Linked DNA regions of Homo sapiens: region 2 is linked to region 1. A link is a loop called in an ENCODE intact Hi-C map of the cell type or tissue named here. Cell type or tissue: heart right ventricle. All regions are shown on one strand. Links, peaks and the distances in the headings refer to the core of each region. The heading gives the core; the rest is flanking DNA. Region 1 has its middle 19 kb from the start of NICN1. Region 2 holds the start of QARS1 (glutaminyl-tRNA synthetase 1).

Region 1 (8,323 bases), core at 126-8,125:
AATTCAGACTGCTCTGAGCTATTTTTTCTTACAATTTTTTTCTTTTTTTTCTTTTTTTCTTTGAGACAGAGTCTCGCTCTGTTCCCCAGGCTGGAGTGCAGTGGCATGATCTCGGCTCACTATAACCTCCACCTCCTGGGATCAAGCACTTCTCCTGCCTCAGCCTCCCAAGTAGCTGGGATCACAGGCGCCCACCACCACGCCTGGCTAATTTTTAGTATTTTTAGTAGAGACGGGGTTTCCCCATGTTGTCCAGGCTGGTCTCGAACTCCTGACCTCATGTGATCTGCCCGCCTCAGCCTCTCAAAGTGCTAGGATTTTGAAAGTGCCAGGCGTGAGCCACTGGGCCTGGCCATTTCTTATAATTTCTTTGTGTTCATTTATTTATTTATTGTCTTTTTTTTTTTTTTGGTGGAGAATGGGGTCTCGCTATATTGCCCAGGCAGGTCTGGAACTCCTGGGCTCAAGCTATTCTCCTGCCTCTGCCTACCTAAGAGCTGGGGTTACAGGTGTGAGCCACCACGCCCGGCCATTCATTCATTCATTCATTCTTTCTTTGAGACAAGGTCTGGCTCTGTTGCCCAGGCTGGAGTGCAGTGGCCTATCTCAGCCATCCTCCCACTTCAGCCTCCTGAATAGCTGGGACTACAAGCATAGGCCACCCTACCCAGCTAGTTTTTGTATTTTTTGTAGAGACTGGGTTTCATGGTGTTGCCAAGGCTGGTCTCGAAACCCTGAGCTCAAGCAATCTGCCCACCTCAACTTCCCAAAGTGTCCTTATATTTAAAGTAAGACTCTTGGGGGCAGCATATAGCTGGATCTTGTCTCTTTTAATCCATCTTCCAATCTTGTCAAAAACAAAATCACAACAAATTTAGTTTAAGGATCGCTTTTTTTTTTTTTTTGAGATGGAATTTTGCTCTTGTTGCCCAGATTGGAGTGGAATGGCGCAGTCTCAGGTCACTGCAACCTCTACCTCCCAGGTTCAAATGATTCTCCTGCCACAGCCTCCTGAGTAGCTGGGATTACAGGCACCCGCCACCACACCTGGCTAATTTTTGTATTTTTAGTAGAATCAGGGTTTCACCATGTTGGCCAGGCTGGTCTTGAACTCCTGACTTCAGGTGACCCACCTGTCTTGGACTCCCAAAGTGTTGGGATTACAGGCGTGAGCCACTGTGCCCAGCAAGGATCTCCTTTTTTTTCCTTTTTTCTTTTCTTTCTTTTTTTTTTTTTTTTCTGAGATAGAATCTCTGTCGCTCAGGCTGGAATGCAGTGGAGTGGCTCACTGAAGCCTTGAACTCCTGGGCTCAGGTGACTCTCCCATCTCAGCTTTCTGAGTAGCTGAGACTACAGGTGCACGCCACAGTGCCCAGCTAGTTTAAGGATCTTAACTGGCTTTTATCTATGATTCCACAATCAGGCAACACTTCATTCTATAAAATAGAATGAGGCTGGGCGTGGTGGCTCACGCCTGTAATCCCAACACTTTGGGAGGCTGAGGCAGGTGGATCTCTTGAGGCCAGGGGTTCAAGACCAGCCTGGCCAACATGGTGAAACCCCGTCTCTACTAAAAAATGCAAAAATTAGCCAGGTGTGGTGGCACATGCCTGTAATCCTAGCTACTCCAGAGGCTGAGGCACAAGAATCTCTTAAACCCGGAAGGTGGAGGTTGCAATAAGCTGAGATTGCGCCACTGCACTCCAGCTTGGGCAACAGAGTGAGGCTCTGTTTCAAAAAAATAAAATAAAATAAAATACAGTGAGTGTTCTGATGAACTGAGCAGAGCAGTTTGGCTGCGTAGGCAGAAAAGGGTTGAGGAAAGCAGAAACAGTGAACAAAAGGGGATTGGTTCTTTCAAAAGTATGTTCTTTGTAGAGGTTAAAGCAGAGGGAATTTCTCTATCATGTTGTCTAAAATTGACTTGTTTGGAGATTTGGCTATTATCTCTCTCTCTCCTGATTTCTTTTCTTTTTCTTTCTTTCTTTTTTTTTTTTGAGATGGAGTTTTGCTCTTGTTGCCCAGGCTGGAGTGCAATGGCATGATCTTCACTCACTGCAACCTCTGCCTCCTGGGTTCAAGCAATTCTCCTGCCTCAGCCTCCCAAGTAGCTGGGATTACAGGTATGCGCCACCACGCCGGGCTGATTTTGTATTTTTAGTAGAGATGGAGTTTCTTCATGTTGGTCAGGCTGGTCTTGAACTTCTGACCTCTAGTGATCCGCCTGCCTCGCCCTCACAAAGTCCTGGGATTACAGGCATGAGCCACTGCACTCGGCCTCTCTCTCCTAATTTCTTGGAAGATTAGATAAATAATTTAGTTGCAGCTTCGTGGAATGGCACTTCAGCACAAGTAACTCAATTTTGGTTTGGTCTTTTGGGCCTAGTACAGGAGTTCTACCCAAACCAATGGCCTGCTATAAATATGATTTAATACTCAGGTGACCCACCCGGCCTATTGTTTATAGGCAAATAGTAGCCGGGTGCTGTGGCTCACACCTGTAATCCCAAAACTTTGGGAGGCCAGGGCAGGCGGGTCACCAGAGGTCAGGAGTTAGAGAACAGCCTGGGCAACATGGCAAAACCCCATCTCCACAAACATTGCAAAAAAAAAGAAAAATTAGCTGGGTGTGGTTGCACACACCTGTAGTCCCAGCTACTCAGGGGGTTGAGGCAGGAGGATCACTTGAGCCCAGAAGGTCAAGGCTGTAGTGACATATGATCTCAGCATTGCAGTCCAGCCTGGGTGACAGAGTGAGACCCTGTCTCAATAAAAAGAAAACAAACAAAAAGAAATAGTTTAAAGTTTTCTCAGTTTTAATTTCTAATATCATAAACATAGATAGATATAACTCATAGTTAAAGTCTCCCTTAGGCTGGGCGAGGTGACTCACAACTGTAATCCAAGCACTTTGGGAGGCCCAATCAGGAGGATCACTTGCACCCAGAAGTTTAAGACCAGCCTTGGCAACAGAGGGAAACCTCATCTCTACCAAAAAAAAAAAAAAAAAAAAAAAAATTGGTGGGCATGGTGGTACACGCCTGTAGTCCCAGCTACTCGGGAGACCGAGGCACAAGAGGATTGCTTGAGCTGGAGAGTTTTAGCCTGCAGTGAGCCATGATTATATTACTGCACTCTAGCCTGGGCAACAGAGCAAGACCCTATCTCAAAATAACTAAATAAATAAAAAGTCTCGGCTGGGCAAGGTGGCCCATGCCTGTAATCCCAGCACTTTGGAAGGCCAAGGCAGGTGGATCACTTGAGGCCGGGAGTTCAAGACCAGACTGGCCAACATAGAGAAACCCTGTCTCTACTAAAAATACAAAAAATTAGCCAGGCGTGGTGGCGGGCGCCTGTAGTCCCAGTTACTAGGGAGGCTGAGGCAGGAGAATGGCATGAACCCGGGAGGTGGAACTTGCAGTGAGCCGAGATTGCACCACTGCACTCCATCCAGCCTGGGCGACAGAGCGAGACTCCATCTCAAAAAAAAAAAATTATCTGGGTGTGGTAGCATCTGCCTGTAAATCCCAGCTACTCGGGAAGGCTGAGACATGAGAATCGATTGAACCTGGGAGGTGGAGGCTGCAGTGTGCCATGATCATGCCACTAAACTCTAACCTGGGCGACATAGTGAGGCCAGACACGGTGGCTCACGCCTGTAATCCCAGCACTTTGGGAGGCCAAGGCAGGTGGATCATCTGAGGTCAGGAGATCAAGACCAGCCTGACCAACATGGTGAAACCCCGTCTCTACTAAAAATACAAAAATTAGCTGGGTGTGGTGGTGGGCACCTGTAATTCCAGCTACTTGGGAGGCTGAGGCAGGAAAATCACTTGAACCCAGGAGGTGGAGTTTGCAATGAGCCAAAAATCATGCCATTGCACTCCAGCCTGGGTAGCAGAGCAAGACTCCGTCTCAAAAAAAAAAAAAAAGAAAAAAAGAAAGAAAGAAATAGGTTAAATTTATTTTAATAGGATATTTCACTTGTATATAAAAGATGATCATTTCAACATAAAAATTAATGTTTAAAATATTAGTTTAGGTCATTTTTTCCATACGAAATATTTGACATTGGTGTATATTTTACACTTACAGCACATCTCAATTTGAACTAGCCACATTTCTTTTATTTTTATTTTTATTTTTTTTAGATGGAGTTTCGCTCTGTCGCCCAGGCTGGAGTGCAGTGGCACGATCTCGGCTCACTGCAACCTCCGCCTTCCTGGTTCAAGCGATTTTCCGGCTTAGCCTCCCAAGTAGCTGGGACTATAGGGGCACCCACGCCCGGCTAATTTTTTGTATTTAAGTAGAGACGGGGTTTCACCGTGTTGCCCAGGCTGGTCGCGAACTCCTGAGCTCAGGCAATCCGCCCGCCTTGGCCTCCCAAAGTGCTGGGATTACAGGCGTGAGCCACAGCGCCTGGCCCTTTTTTTTTTTTGAGATGGAGTCTCGCTCTGTCGCCCAGGCTGGAGTGCAGTGGCGCGATCTCGGCTCACTGCAACCTCCGCCTCCCAGGTTCAAGCGATTCTCCTGCCTCGGCCTCCTGAGTAGCTGGGATTACAGGCACCCGCCACCACGCCCGGCTAATTTTTGTATTTTTAGTAGAGACGGGGTTTTACCATGTTGGTCAGGCTGGTCTCGAACTCCTGACCTCGTTCGTATTCTGCCCACCTCGGCCTCCCAAAGTGCTGGGATTACAGGCATGAGCCACCGCGTCCCGCGGACTAGCCACATTTCAAGTGCTCAGTAGCCATGTGTAAACTGGTGACTATCATATTTGACAACACATCTCTAAAATGCACCCCTTGTAAAAGTAGGACTTTGTCTTGTTCATGGCCAAATTCTCAGTGTCTAGAATAGGCCTTGGCACATAGGTGTTTAGTTGGTGTTTAATTAGTGAATGATGACCTTCCGTTTCCTTGGCACCATTTCCTGCGACCAGTCCCTATCTCAGGTCTCCGAGAACAGTCTCTAACCTGGCAACCCTCAGATATAATAAGGACAGTTAGCGCCATCTGCTGGAAGATGGAGCATCACCTGCCTCTGAGAATCAAGCTCATCTATCCAAGGCTGATGGGGCCTGGAATGATATTCCTTACCTTAACCTCGGATCCCCAACTTTCCAAAGGTTTTTCTCTGCTCTTATGTCCTAGCATTACCAAGACAATGAAAAATAACAACACTGTGCCAGGCTCCCTTTTGTATGGTCCACACCTGAATTCTGGAAATGGCTGGCTGAAAGAGTATTTTGCAAGCCCATTCATTCTCTGCCCAGCCCTTTTTTTTTCTTCCTTCCTTCCCTTCTTCTTTCTTTCTTTTCCTCCCTCCCTCCTTCCCTCCTTCCTTCCTTCCCTCCCTCCTTCCTTCCTTCTCTCTCTTTCTTTCCAGAGACCCATAAAGACTGCCCACAGCCTTCAAGGTAAGAACTCCTGCCCTCAGAGGATGTATGCATAAACTTGTAGTAAATGGGTCAGGCGTGGCAGCTCACATTTGTAATCCCAGGACTTTGGGAGCCCGAGGCAGGCGGACCACAAGGTCAGGAGTTTGAGACCAGCCTGGCCAACATGGTGAAACCCCGTCTCGCTCTTTTTTTTTTTTTGAGACGGAGTCTTGCTTTGTTGCCAGGCTGCAGCACAGTGATGTGATCTCGGCTCACTGCAACCTTCACCTCCTGGGTTCAAGCGATTCTCTTGCCTCAGCCTCCCGAGTAGCTGGGAATACAGTTGCATGCCACCACGCTCAGCTAATTTTTGTATTTTTAGTAGAGAAGAGGTTTCACCATGTTGGCCAGGATGGTCTCGATCTCCTGACCTCATGATCCGCCCGCCTCGGCCTCCCAAAGTGCTGGGATTACAGGCGTGAGCCACCATGCCCAGCCAGGGGAAACCCTGTCTCTACTAAAAATACAAAAAATAGCCGGGCGTGGTGGTATGCGTCTGTAATCCCAGCTTCTCGGGAGGCTGAGGCAGGAGAATCCCTTGAACCTGGGAGGGGGAGGTTGCAGTGAGCTGAGATCGAGCCATTGCACTTCAGCCTGGGCGACGAGAGCGAGACTCCGTCTCAAAAAAAAAAAAAAAAAGAAAGAAAAGAAACTGAGTGGAAAGGTAAGAAAACTGAATGGAAAAATAGGAAGATTGAATAACTTGCTCAAAGCCACACAGCTGATGAGTGGTCATAGAATCCTTCTGCCAAATTGTATATAGATCTAGTTTCAGCTTTATGATTTTTTTTATTTAACAAATATTTTGCTGGGTACAGTGGCTCATGCCTGTAATCCCAGCACTTTGGGAGGGTGAGGCAGGAGGATTGCTTGATCCCAGGAGTTTGAGGCCAGGCTGGGCAACATAGTGAGACCCTGTCTCTAAAAAAAATAAATAAATATAGGCCTGGCACGGTGGCTCACACCTGTAATCCCAATGCTTTGTGAGGCCAAGGCGGGTGGATCACCTGAGGCCAGGAGTTTGAGACCAGCCTAGCCAACATTGTGAAACCCCGTCTCTCCTAAAAATACAAAAGTTAGCAAGGCATGATGACCTGTAGTCCCAGCTACTCGGGAGGCTGAGGCAGGAGAATCGCTTGAACCCAGGAGGCAGAGGCTGCCGTGAGCCAAGATCGCGCCACAGCACTCAAACCTGGGCACCACAGAGCAAGACTCTGTCTCAAAAGAAAAAACAAACGAATATATATATATATAAAATAAAAAACTATTATTTACTGAACACTTTTCTCACAGAAACATACAGCAAAGGTTCTCCTCTCATAGAGCTTTTGTTTGTTTGTTTGTTTTTTGAGACGGAGTCTCGCTCTGTCTCCCAGGCTGGAGTGCAGTGTAAACCCAGCACCACTACGGGAGGCAGAGGTGGGTGGATCACTTGAGGTCAGGAGTTCGAGACCAGCCTGGCCAACATGATGAAATCTCATCTCTACTAAAAACACACACACAAAATTAGTTGGGCGTTGTGGCAGGCGCCCGTAATCCCAGCTACTCAGGAGGCCGAGGCAGGAGAATTGTTTGAACCCGGGAGGCAGAGTTTGTAGTGAGCTGAAATTGCGCCATTGCACTCCAGCCTGGGCCACAGAGCAAGACTATGTCTCAAAAAAATAAAATAAAATAAAATAAAATAGGCCGGGCGCAGTGGCTCACGCCTGTAATCCAAGCACTTTGGGAGGCCGAGGTGGGCAGATCACCTGAGGTTAGGAGTTCGAGACCAGACTCAGCATGGAGAAACCCCATCTCTACTAAAAATACGAAATTAGCTAGGCATGGTGGTGCATGCTTGTAATCCCAGCTACTCGGGAGGCTGAGGCAGGAGAATTGCTTGAACCTGGGAGGCAGAGGTTGCGGTGAGCTGAGATTGCGCCATGGCACTCCAGCCTGGGCAACAAAAGCGAAACTCTGTCTCAAAAAATAATAATAATAATAAAATAAAATAGTTCTTTGCGAGGCTGAGGTGGGAAGATTGCTTGAGCACAGGAGTTCAAGACTGCAGTGGGCCGTGATCGCCCCACTGTACTCCAGCCTGGGCCACCAAACAAGATCTGTCCAAAAAAACAAAACAAAACAAAAAGCCAGGCATGGTGGCTCATGCCTGTAATCACAACACATTGGGAGGCCAAGGTGGGTGGATCACCTGAGGTCAGGAGTTCAAGACCAGTCTGGCCATCATAGGGAAACCCTGTCTCTACTAAAAATACAAAAAATTGGCCAGGCGTAGTGGCTCATGCCTGTAATCCCAGCACTTTGGGAGGCCGAGGCGGGAGAATCACCTGAGGTTGTGAATTCGAGACCAGCTTGGCCAACATGGTGAAACCCCATCTCTATTAAAAATACAAAAATTGGCCGGGCGCGGTGGCTCACGCCTGTAATCCCAGCACTTTGGGAGGCCGAGGCGGGTAGATCACGAGGTCAGGAGATCGAGACCATCGTGGCTAACACAGCGAAACCCTGTCTCTACTAAAAATACAAAAAAATTAGCCGGGCGTGGTGTCGGGCGCCTGTAGTCCCAGCTACTCGGGAGACTGAGGCAGGACAATGGCGTGAACCTGGAAGGCGGAGCTTGCAGTGAGCCGAGCTTGCACCACTGCACCTCCAGCCTGGGTGACAGAACGAGACTCCATCTCAAAAAAAAAAAAAATACAAAAATTAGCTGGGTGTGGTGGTGCATGCCTGTAATCCCAGCTACTCGGGAGGCTGAGGCAGGAGAACTGCTTGAACCCGGGAGGCGGAGGTTGCAGTGAGCTGAGATCGCACCATGAGACTCCAGCCTGGGCGACAGAGTGAGACTCCGTCTCAAAGAAAAACCAAAAAAAAAAAAAATTAGCT
Region 2 (8,266 bases), core at 1-8,000, 340 kb before region 1:
TAGTCCATACCTAGCCAGGCTACCATGTCACAGATGGCCGTGAAGAACTTTGCTTCCTCCTTCTCAGGGTTGGTGTCATCAAAACGCAGAAAACAGATGCCATTGTTGGCCTAGGAAAGTTGCACCATCTGTGAACTCCCACATCATCCATCAGCCCCACAATCCTGTTTATCAAACTAGGATATTCACAGAGCACTCTCATGTCAGAATTTTCTTTTTTTTTGAGATGGAGTCTTGATTATCTTGCACCATCTTGGCTCACTGCAGCCTCCACCTCCTGGGTTTCTCCTGCCTCAGCTTCCCAGTAGCTGAAACTACAAGCGTGTGCCACCATGGCCAGCTAACTTTTGTATTTTTAGTAGAGATGGGGTTTCACCATGTTGGCCAGATTGGTTTCGAACTCCTGACCTCAAGTGATCCACCCACTTTAGCCTCCCGAAGTGTTGAGATTACAGGCGTGAGCCACCCAACCCGGACTCATGTCAGAATTAAAAATGTCTTCAAGAGCTTCTCTCACCTTCCTGTATCTAACCTAGCATCTTTCTAAGCCTAGGGACTGCACTGGCAACTCCCCCAAATTTGAACTCACTGACTCCTCAGAGGGAGGGAGCTATTTATTCCAATAAGCTCAATAGATTCCTAGGTATCTGTCACACATGTGGTTCCTTTCCATGGCCTCTGCCCACCTGGGTACATTATTGGGAGCAGACAGCAAGGCAGGGATATGGTATCCACTCATGGGAACAGCAAGTGGTCATCTTGCTTGCCAGGTCCCTAGACACATGCTTACCTTGGCATAGCCAAAGTTGAAATTGATGGCTTTGGCATGTCCAATATGCAGGATTCCATTGGGTTCTGGCGGGAACCGGGTACGTACCTAAAATAAGGGGGATGGGAAAAGAGAAATAAAGTCTGAGCTCAGATGACCTTAAAGAAACAGATGTTCCCTCCCAGGAAGGCCATGGTGATGGGTGAGATGGGGCAGTATGGACGCAGCCCAGGCACTCAGGCAGGTGTTTGATGGCACAAGCTCACATGGCCACATCCCCACACACCTGCCCACCAGTAATCTCCAGGTGCTGCTTTAGTAGATTCATGGTGTGTGGAGTGACCACATAGCCTGGGGTCTTGTAGTTCTCACCTGCCAGGACCAGAATAAGCCTAAGGACCAGGCTGCAGCCAAAGCCTCTGACCCCAGGGGCCTGACTATAGGAGCTGCTGCCAAGATCCAGCCCTCCCCAGGGTTTTGACATGCCCACTAACCAGGCTTGTGGAACTTAAGGGCCTCCCCCCGGAGCTGCTCCATCAGAGACAGGGTCTGGTCAGCAGTCTCGCCTGTGGGGAACAAAACAAGGAAAACTTGTCCTCTAGATACATTTACCATATCCTACAGCCAGAACAGAACTGAGTAGACCCCTATTCCCTCAATTCCAGAGACAAGATATCTAGAGCCAGACATCTGAGGCCTCTCATGCCAGTCTCTGGGCAAAGGGAACAAAAGAAACACCAGGAATCCCAGTCTTGAGACAGAAGTCAGGGTACTGAGTAAGCCAAGGGCCTGAGGAGCCTGTAAGGACTCTTCTGAGGAGGTTCAGAAGTCAGGGAGCTGAATGCTGTGACAGGAGTCTCAAGCTTCTCACCATTCTCCACCACATCCTTTGCCGTCCTCCGGTCTGTTTCTTCTAGCCGAGCTTTTGCCACCTGAAAGAAGCCCCAGGTGCTTCAGAAAATGGCATCAAATTTTCTCTTGGATAGGGTCTTGGGATCCCTGTGGTCAGACACTTCCTTCCCCAGCCTGAAGTCTCACCATACCTCACCTCACCCTCAGGGACTCAGGGCCATGCCCATCCCTACCTTGAACTTCTTCTCCAGATCAGCCTCCAACTTGGGGCCCAGAAGGTGGAGGACCTGAGCAGAGACCAGAATCAGGCAGAGGCAGGAGTATCCTCTTTCAAGGAGCCCCTGACTGATCCTACCCACCAACCCAAGGCTTCCTGGCCTATCTACCAGCACTGACTGAAAAAACCTACCTAGCCCATCCCATCTCTTCTCATGTGGGTCTGCTAGCTTAAAATGCTCTTGCTCTTGTTGCCCAGACTGGAGTCTTGCTCATGTTGCCCAGGCTGGAATGCAATGGCACAGTCTCCGCTCACTGCAACCTCCGCCTCCTGGATTCAAGCGATTTTCCTACCTCAGCCCTTCTGAGTACCTGGGACTGCATGTGCCCGCCACCACACCCAGCTAATTTTTGTACTTTTTGTAGAGATGGGGTTTCACCATGTTGGCCAGGCTGTTCTCAAACTCCTGACCTCAGGTGATCTGCCCACCTCAGCCTCCCAATAGTGTTGGGATTACAGGTGTGAGCCACCATGCCCAGCCCCCTCCCACCTTTTTTTATTGTTGTTGATTTTGAGACAGGGTCTCATTCTGTACTCCAGGATGGAGTGCAGTGGTGCAATCAGAGCTTACTGCAGCCTTGATCTCTTAGATTCAAGCAATCTTCCCACCACAGCCCCACAAATTGCTGGGACTACAGGTATACACCACCATGTCTGGCTAATTTTTAAATTTTCTGTAGAGAGGAGTTCTCAATATGTTGCTCAGGCTGGTCTTGAACTCCTGGGCTCAAGTAATCCTCCTGCCTCAGCCTCCCAAAGTGCTGGGATCAGAAGCGTGAGCCACCATGCCCAGCCCTCTTCCTGCCTTTTATCCCTTAGTGGATTCCAGGCTCTGTTCATGCCAGAGTCTTTGCCAGCTTCAGCTTAGTGAAGCACGCTCACCTGCATGTCCACTTCATTCTTGATCATTTTGCCATCTGCCCACTTCAGCACAGCCCGAGCCTCTCCTAGAAGCATAGGCACAAGGAGCTGCAGAAAGGCAAAAAAGAGTACTCCCCCCACCTCTTTCCCAAGGAAAGGTCCTGGCTGACCACCAGAACCAGAGCCTGAGCCCAGCCAGACCACTTTAAGTCACTCCTGTTCCTTCCCCCACCTCCTTCTCACTCGTGCCCAGAAGAAAAGGCATGACCAGAGAGAACAATATAGCCCCGTTCCAGGCCCTGCTCACCCATCAGCAGCCCCATGTTGAAATGGTAACGTTCCACCAGGAGCTGGGGCCGGTGCCTGTTAATAGCAGCCTCCACCTGCAGAAAGCCAAACCATGTGGTTCAGGAAAGCCACCTTTAGAGATATTCTGGGAACCCACACCCTCACTCTGGGTCTTCCTGAGGAGGGAAACTGAGCCACTCCTTTCCATGGCCAGGACTGGGGAGGCAGACGATGCCTGGGGAAAGACTCACAGCCTCCTCAATCTGCTCTGGGGTCACAATGACACCCACGCCACATTCCCGCTCGAAGTCCACAGTGTCGATGGGGTCCAAGGGGTGACTCCGCACATACTCAAGGGCAGCTGAGAAGAAAGAGCCCGTGAGTTTGTGGCATCTCTGCTCCAAGAAGTGGACAGACAGGGTCCTAATCTCATGAAACTCCAAGGATAGTCTGGCCTCCTGAAAAGTTAAGCCCTGGCACCACCACCCTAGAGAACACAGGGAAGAAAGAAGCACGTGTCGAGAGTGGATCCCCCCTCAGACCCTGACAGTTCCCGTGTCAGTCTCACCATAGGCCACCCCTTCCATGCCTCAGTGCCTGTGCAGAACTAGGTGTCTAGAAAGAAACTGGAGGACTTGGCAAAAAGGGAAGACAGGGGTCTTGGCTGAAGGGAGGCATTGGTGCGAACTGGCAGGACAGGTAGGGGTCTCACCGCTTAGCTGGGGCTCAGTGTGGATCTTCTTACTGGCTATGTAGCTTACAAGGAAGGAGAGACGCCGGGTATCCCTGAGTCGGGAGGCCAAGCCATATAACAGGATCCCGGTAGCTTTGTCAATGGTGGAACCCAGGGTCTGCTGAGCCTGAGGTCAGAGGGGTCAAGAGAGAAGCCCCGCGCTCAGTGAGAGGAAAGGGCGGGACAAACGGGGCAGGTCGGGATCTGGACCCCGCCCCGCGCTGCGTTGCAGCATGGTCTGCAAACCAGGCCGGGGGCAGAGGGGCTCGCACCTGAGTAGCGGCCTCGCGCAGCTGCGCGCTCAGAGCCGAGTTCTTGAGCGTCTCGCGGGCCTTCTGCTCGCTCAGGCCGAGGCTAGTGAAGAGCGACAGGGAGTCTAGAGCCGCCATTGCAGAGACACCGGAAACTAAAAGAAACTTAGGCCCCAGTCTGCAGGTCGGCATTCACTCGCTGACCAATGAGAGTGAAGCCTCCGGGGAGAGCCAATGGGGTCCTTCCTTGGCGGGAGGGGGCGGGGCGCTCCAAGGTCGTCTATCCCCTTTAAACAACACAGGGCGGACAAACCGGCCTTTCCGGGGGCTTTGCTTCCGCCTCCGTGGAACTGGGAACTTGAAGGGGTGTTGGCAGGCGGCAGGGCTTTTGGAGATATTTGCCACGGACCTGGAAGGAAGGTGTTCGTCCCTGAGGCAGGAGGAAGACACAGGCGTGGTTTTGCTCTGACTTTTCTACTTCAGCCCTGGTAACTCCATCTCAATATAGTAATTGTCCTCGGGGGCAAATGCGAGTCCCTGTCACGCTTTTGACGCCACAGCTTTGGAGTTGTCATGGAAACAGTTGAACAAATGAAGCCCAGGAAATCCCTCATCCAGACTCCATCGTAGAGAATGTGTGGAATGACCGATCCAGGGGCCCCATAAGTCCGCCGGTTTTCAGGTGCCCACTTGGACACAGCTGGCCAGGAAAGGGAAGGGACGGGTCTGGGCCAGGAGGGACCTCACATAAGTTCTATGATGATTTGGTTTAAAATCTTGGCCGGGCGCAGTGGCTCAGGCCTTTAATCCCAGCACTTTGGGAGGCCGAGGCGGGCGGATCACTTGAGGCCAGGAGTTCGAGATCAGCCTCGCCAACATGGTGAAACCCTGTCTCTACTAAAAATACAAAAATTAGCCGGGCGTGATGGCGCACGCCTGTAATCCCAGCTACTCAGGAGGCTGAGGCTGGAGAATCGCTTGAACCTGGGAGGCGGAAGTTGCAGTGAGCCGAGATTGTGCCACTGCACTCCAGCCTGGTCAACAGAGTAAGACTGTCTCAAAAAAAAAAAAAGAAAAGAAAAAAAAATCTCATCCCACACTTACCCTCTTGCCAAAGCATTATCAGGAAAACCACAAGCAAATTAGACCTTGAAATCCCTCTGCAGGCCTTTGAGAGGATATTTTATTGAGCTTGTGAGAGGGTGGGACAAATGAGATGGTTATAGCTTCATGATTATAGCTGTTGTGCTTGGGGATCTTTCCACAGTCTCACTGGACTTCCAGGACCTGCTGGCTGAAACAGAACAGAGACTTTGTGTGTGTGTGAGAAAAGGGACTAAGGTAGTAAGGGACTGAGGTAGGGGGTTGCAGAGAATGAGCAGCTGGTGGTGGGATGGTGGAAATCCCCACATTTGAGATTGGAGCTCTTGCAGGAATTGGTGATGCTCATACTTCTGGACCTTCAAGGAATAGGCAGGATCCTGACTAGTCTTTATCTATATTCTGTGTCTTTTGTGCCCACATCCCATTATTAATGACCAACCTCCAAGTCTGGGCCTACATCTGGATACCACCTAATGATCACATGCCAGGTGCAGACCAGGGCCACATGCTGTATCGCTATCCAGGTCCAATGCTGTCCTGGGGCTTCCCACATCTCCATGGCCCCGTGGCCCCAGCCAGATGCCTAGCCCTGCAGTGTACTGCATGAGAAAGGCCAGGTGCAGGAATTAAGCAGGGGATGCAGACCAGTGGTGCTAAGGACAGGTACCAAGAAGCAGAGCCATAGCCACACCAGCCGTGCACCAAATTTGAAGCTGCAAGTACCCAGCCCACCATAAAGGTGCCCATGGTGAGCAAAGCCATGCAGAGTGCCTGCCACTGCCACTATTTCCTCAGTACCTGATGCTGCCAATAGATTCACTGTAGCACCATCACCAAGTCCTACAGGTCTAGTGATGGCTCCCTCAATGAGATCAAGATCTGCACTCCCTTCCCTGGTTACTTCATGGTACACTGTGGACGCCATGGCTACAAGTCATAGAATGAGGCAGTAGCCCCACCAGTGTCACCAAGAATGCCACAAGTGGTAGCATACCAGTCGATATCCAGCTAGTGCCCTAGATGTCTACGACTTGCACAAAGCAGAAATGTTAAATTGTATGGGCCCAGTCTGGAGGTTAGCTTGCCTGCATAAGCCCCTGGCACTGCTTCCAGGAAAAGTCAAGACAAAGATGACCAAGTGGAAAAACCAGGCAGCAGCCAGCAAGGCCCAGTCGTGGAATGGACAGAGGTAGGGTCCAGCAACCTCCTGGGCTCAAACGATCCTCCCATCTCAGCCTCTGAAATATTTGGGACTACAAGTGCATACCATAAGAGCCAGCTAATTTTTATATTTTTGGTAAAGACAGGGTCTCACTATGTTGCCCAGGCTGGTCCTGAACTCCTAGGCTCAAGCTATCCTCCCACCTCGCCCCAAAGTGCTGGGATTACAGGCATAAGCCACCACACTTGGCCAGTTTCAGCAACTTTTTTTTTTTTTTTTTTTTTTGAGACGGAGTCTTGCTCTGTCGCCCAGGCTAGAGTGCAGTGGCGCGATCTCGGCTCCCTGCAACCTCCGCCTCCCAGGTTCAAGCGATTCTCCTGCCTCAGCCTCCCAAGTAGCTGGGATTACAGGTGCCCGCCACTGCACCTAATTTTTGTATTTTTAGTAGAGACGGGGTTTCACCATCTTGGCCAGGCTGGTCTCGAACTCCTGACCTCATGACCCACTCGCCTCGGCCTCTCAAAGTGCGGGGATTACAAGTGTGAGCCACCATGCCTGGCCAAAGAAGGAAGGCTTCAGGAACTCTTAAGGGAAGACTCTTCAGGCTGGCAGGCCCCAGCACCCTCCCTCCAATAGAAGTCAGACAAGATTCACTCTGGTCCTCTCTGCTTGTCCTCTTTTCAGGGCAGCAAGATCTGCCCCACAGCAGTTTTCCTCCTGCTCTGTTACCTGCAGGGATGCAGTTAGTGTTCAAGTTACAGCAAAGAAAAAGCTGAGGACAGGAGAGGAGGAGGAAGATCTCCCAGTACTTCTGTCCCCCAAGTCCTCCCTGACTTGTCAGCCCCAGGCTGCTCTGGTGAATGCACCTTTTACTCCACGCTGTCAGCTCCAGTGCTTCATATACTCCTCTGTCCCTTGGCTATATTGAGATCCTGACGATGCCTACCAAGCTGCCTCTTATGTAGGATCCAGAACCAGTGGGATGAAAGAGCAGCAGGTAGGCTCCAAAAAGCTGATAGCACTGGGGGCTTCATGACCCATAGGACATGAGCTGGGACCCCATCATCTCCCTTCAGACTAGGGCACTTTCAGGGTCTCTCATATATAAACACACATACACACACATACACACCGCAAATGATGGGGAGGGGAGGTGGCCCCAGCATGTGGTGGATCACAGTCACTAAGTCTACTTACTTATTATTTATTTTTAAAATATATTTAAACAGCAGCAGTCACTTCCAAAATGCAAAAAAAATTACAATTTTTAGAATAAAATTATAATGTTTATAATGCGGGTCAGAAGAATTGAAGGTACAACAGAATCAAATCACGCAGCACTGGAGGCGGCTGGAGAAGCCAAAGCCCACTGGTCAGGGGTCCAAGCTGACAAGAAGTCCCAACCTGAGAGGTCTCCACACCCAAATCATACCCCTCAGCTTCCCATTGACAGAGCCAGTGTCCTCTGGGTTAGAGAAGGAGAAGCGGCAAGGAGCTGGCCCTCTGTGTGGGTGTCCCAAACCCAGTCCCCCCCATCAGCCAGGGACCTGCTAATCCACCTCCTCCATGTTGCTGTAGGTGGGGGCTGGCCGATCCACAGGGGGGGCGAAGCGTTCAGGGGCTGTCCGCGTGGGGGCCACCTCGGGGGCCTGGCCAGGGCCTAGTCCCTGCAACAGAATACGAGGACAGGGGTTGGGGGCTGCCCAGCATGCCGCCTGGCATCCCGGGGGTGCTGGCTTGGAGCCCTGGCACCCAAGGGAGGGTCCCAAGGCAGGCGCAGACAGCAGCGGCGTTGAGACAGAGAGACGAGATTGGGCCTGAATAGTCTGGTTTTATTAACACTTTTAAGTACAGGAAGTAGCTTGGGCAGGGCCAAGCCTGAGGCCAAGGGTCAGAGCAGCAGGATGAATGGACAGACAGCCAGATGGATACACACCCTAGGATACTCTGCCCCTGCAGGGGCCACAAC

Evidence for each region. Hi-C counts contacts between places; a loop is a spot of excess contacts. Peaks named below come from ENCODE experiments on the same cell type or tissue, not always from the same donor. Only the 100,000 strongest peaks of a DNase experiment are listed, where the experiment ranks them.
Region 2: a loop joins it to region 1, with 2.3 times the contacts of the local background. A loop is called at or near these places in 5 of 110 quality-filtered maps.

What each region holds. Positions count from the first base shown.
Region 1 is chr3:49,444,274-49,452,596 of GRCh38, forward strand. No RefSeq gene overlaps it. Among named protein-coding and RNA genes, the nearest start is that of NICN1, 19 kb to the left of the region's middle. RefSeq lists enhancers at 1-224, 4,712-4,851. In heart right ventricle, for the core only: CTCF peaks have their summits at 5,028 (motif pointing left) and 5,231; a DNase peak (open chromatin) is centred at 4,988; H3K4me3 peaks cover 542 bases; H3K27ac peaks cover 1,193 bases.
Region 2 is chr3:49,100,565-49,108,830 of GRCh38, forward strand. QARS1 (glutaminyl-tRNA synthetase 1) reads right to left here and starts at 4,193. Exons shown (of 24, transcript NM_005051.3): 1 at 4,053-4,193; 2 at 3,760-3,907; 3 at 3,299-3,408; 4 at 3,067-3,142; 5 at 2,781-2,845; 6 at 1,855-1,908; 7 at 1,641-1,701; 8 at 1,264-1,335; 9 at 1,056-1,141; 10 at 791-877; 11 at 11-110. The coding sequence starts at 4,169. USP19 (ubiquitin specific peptidase 19) reads right to left here. Exons shown (of 27, transcript NM_001199161.2): 27 at 7,486-7,964. The coding sequence ends at 7,848. RefSeq lists enhancers at 1-290, 2,765-3,415, 3,965-4,154, 4,365-4,524, 4,718-5,367. In heart right ventricle, for the core only: no CTCF peak of the experiment used is centred there; a DNase peak (open chromatin) is centred at 4,297; H3K4me3 peaks cover 2,415 bases; H3K27ac peaks cover 2,486 bases.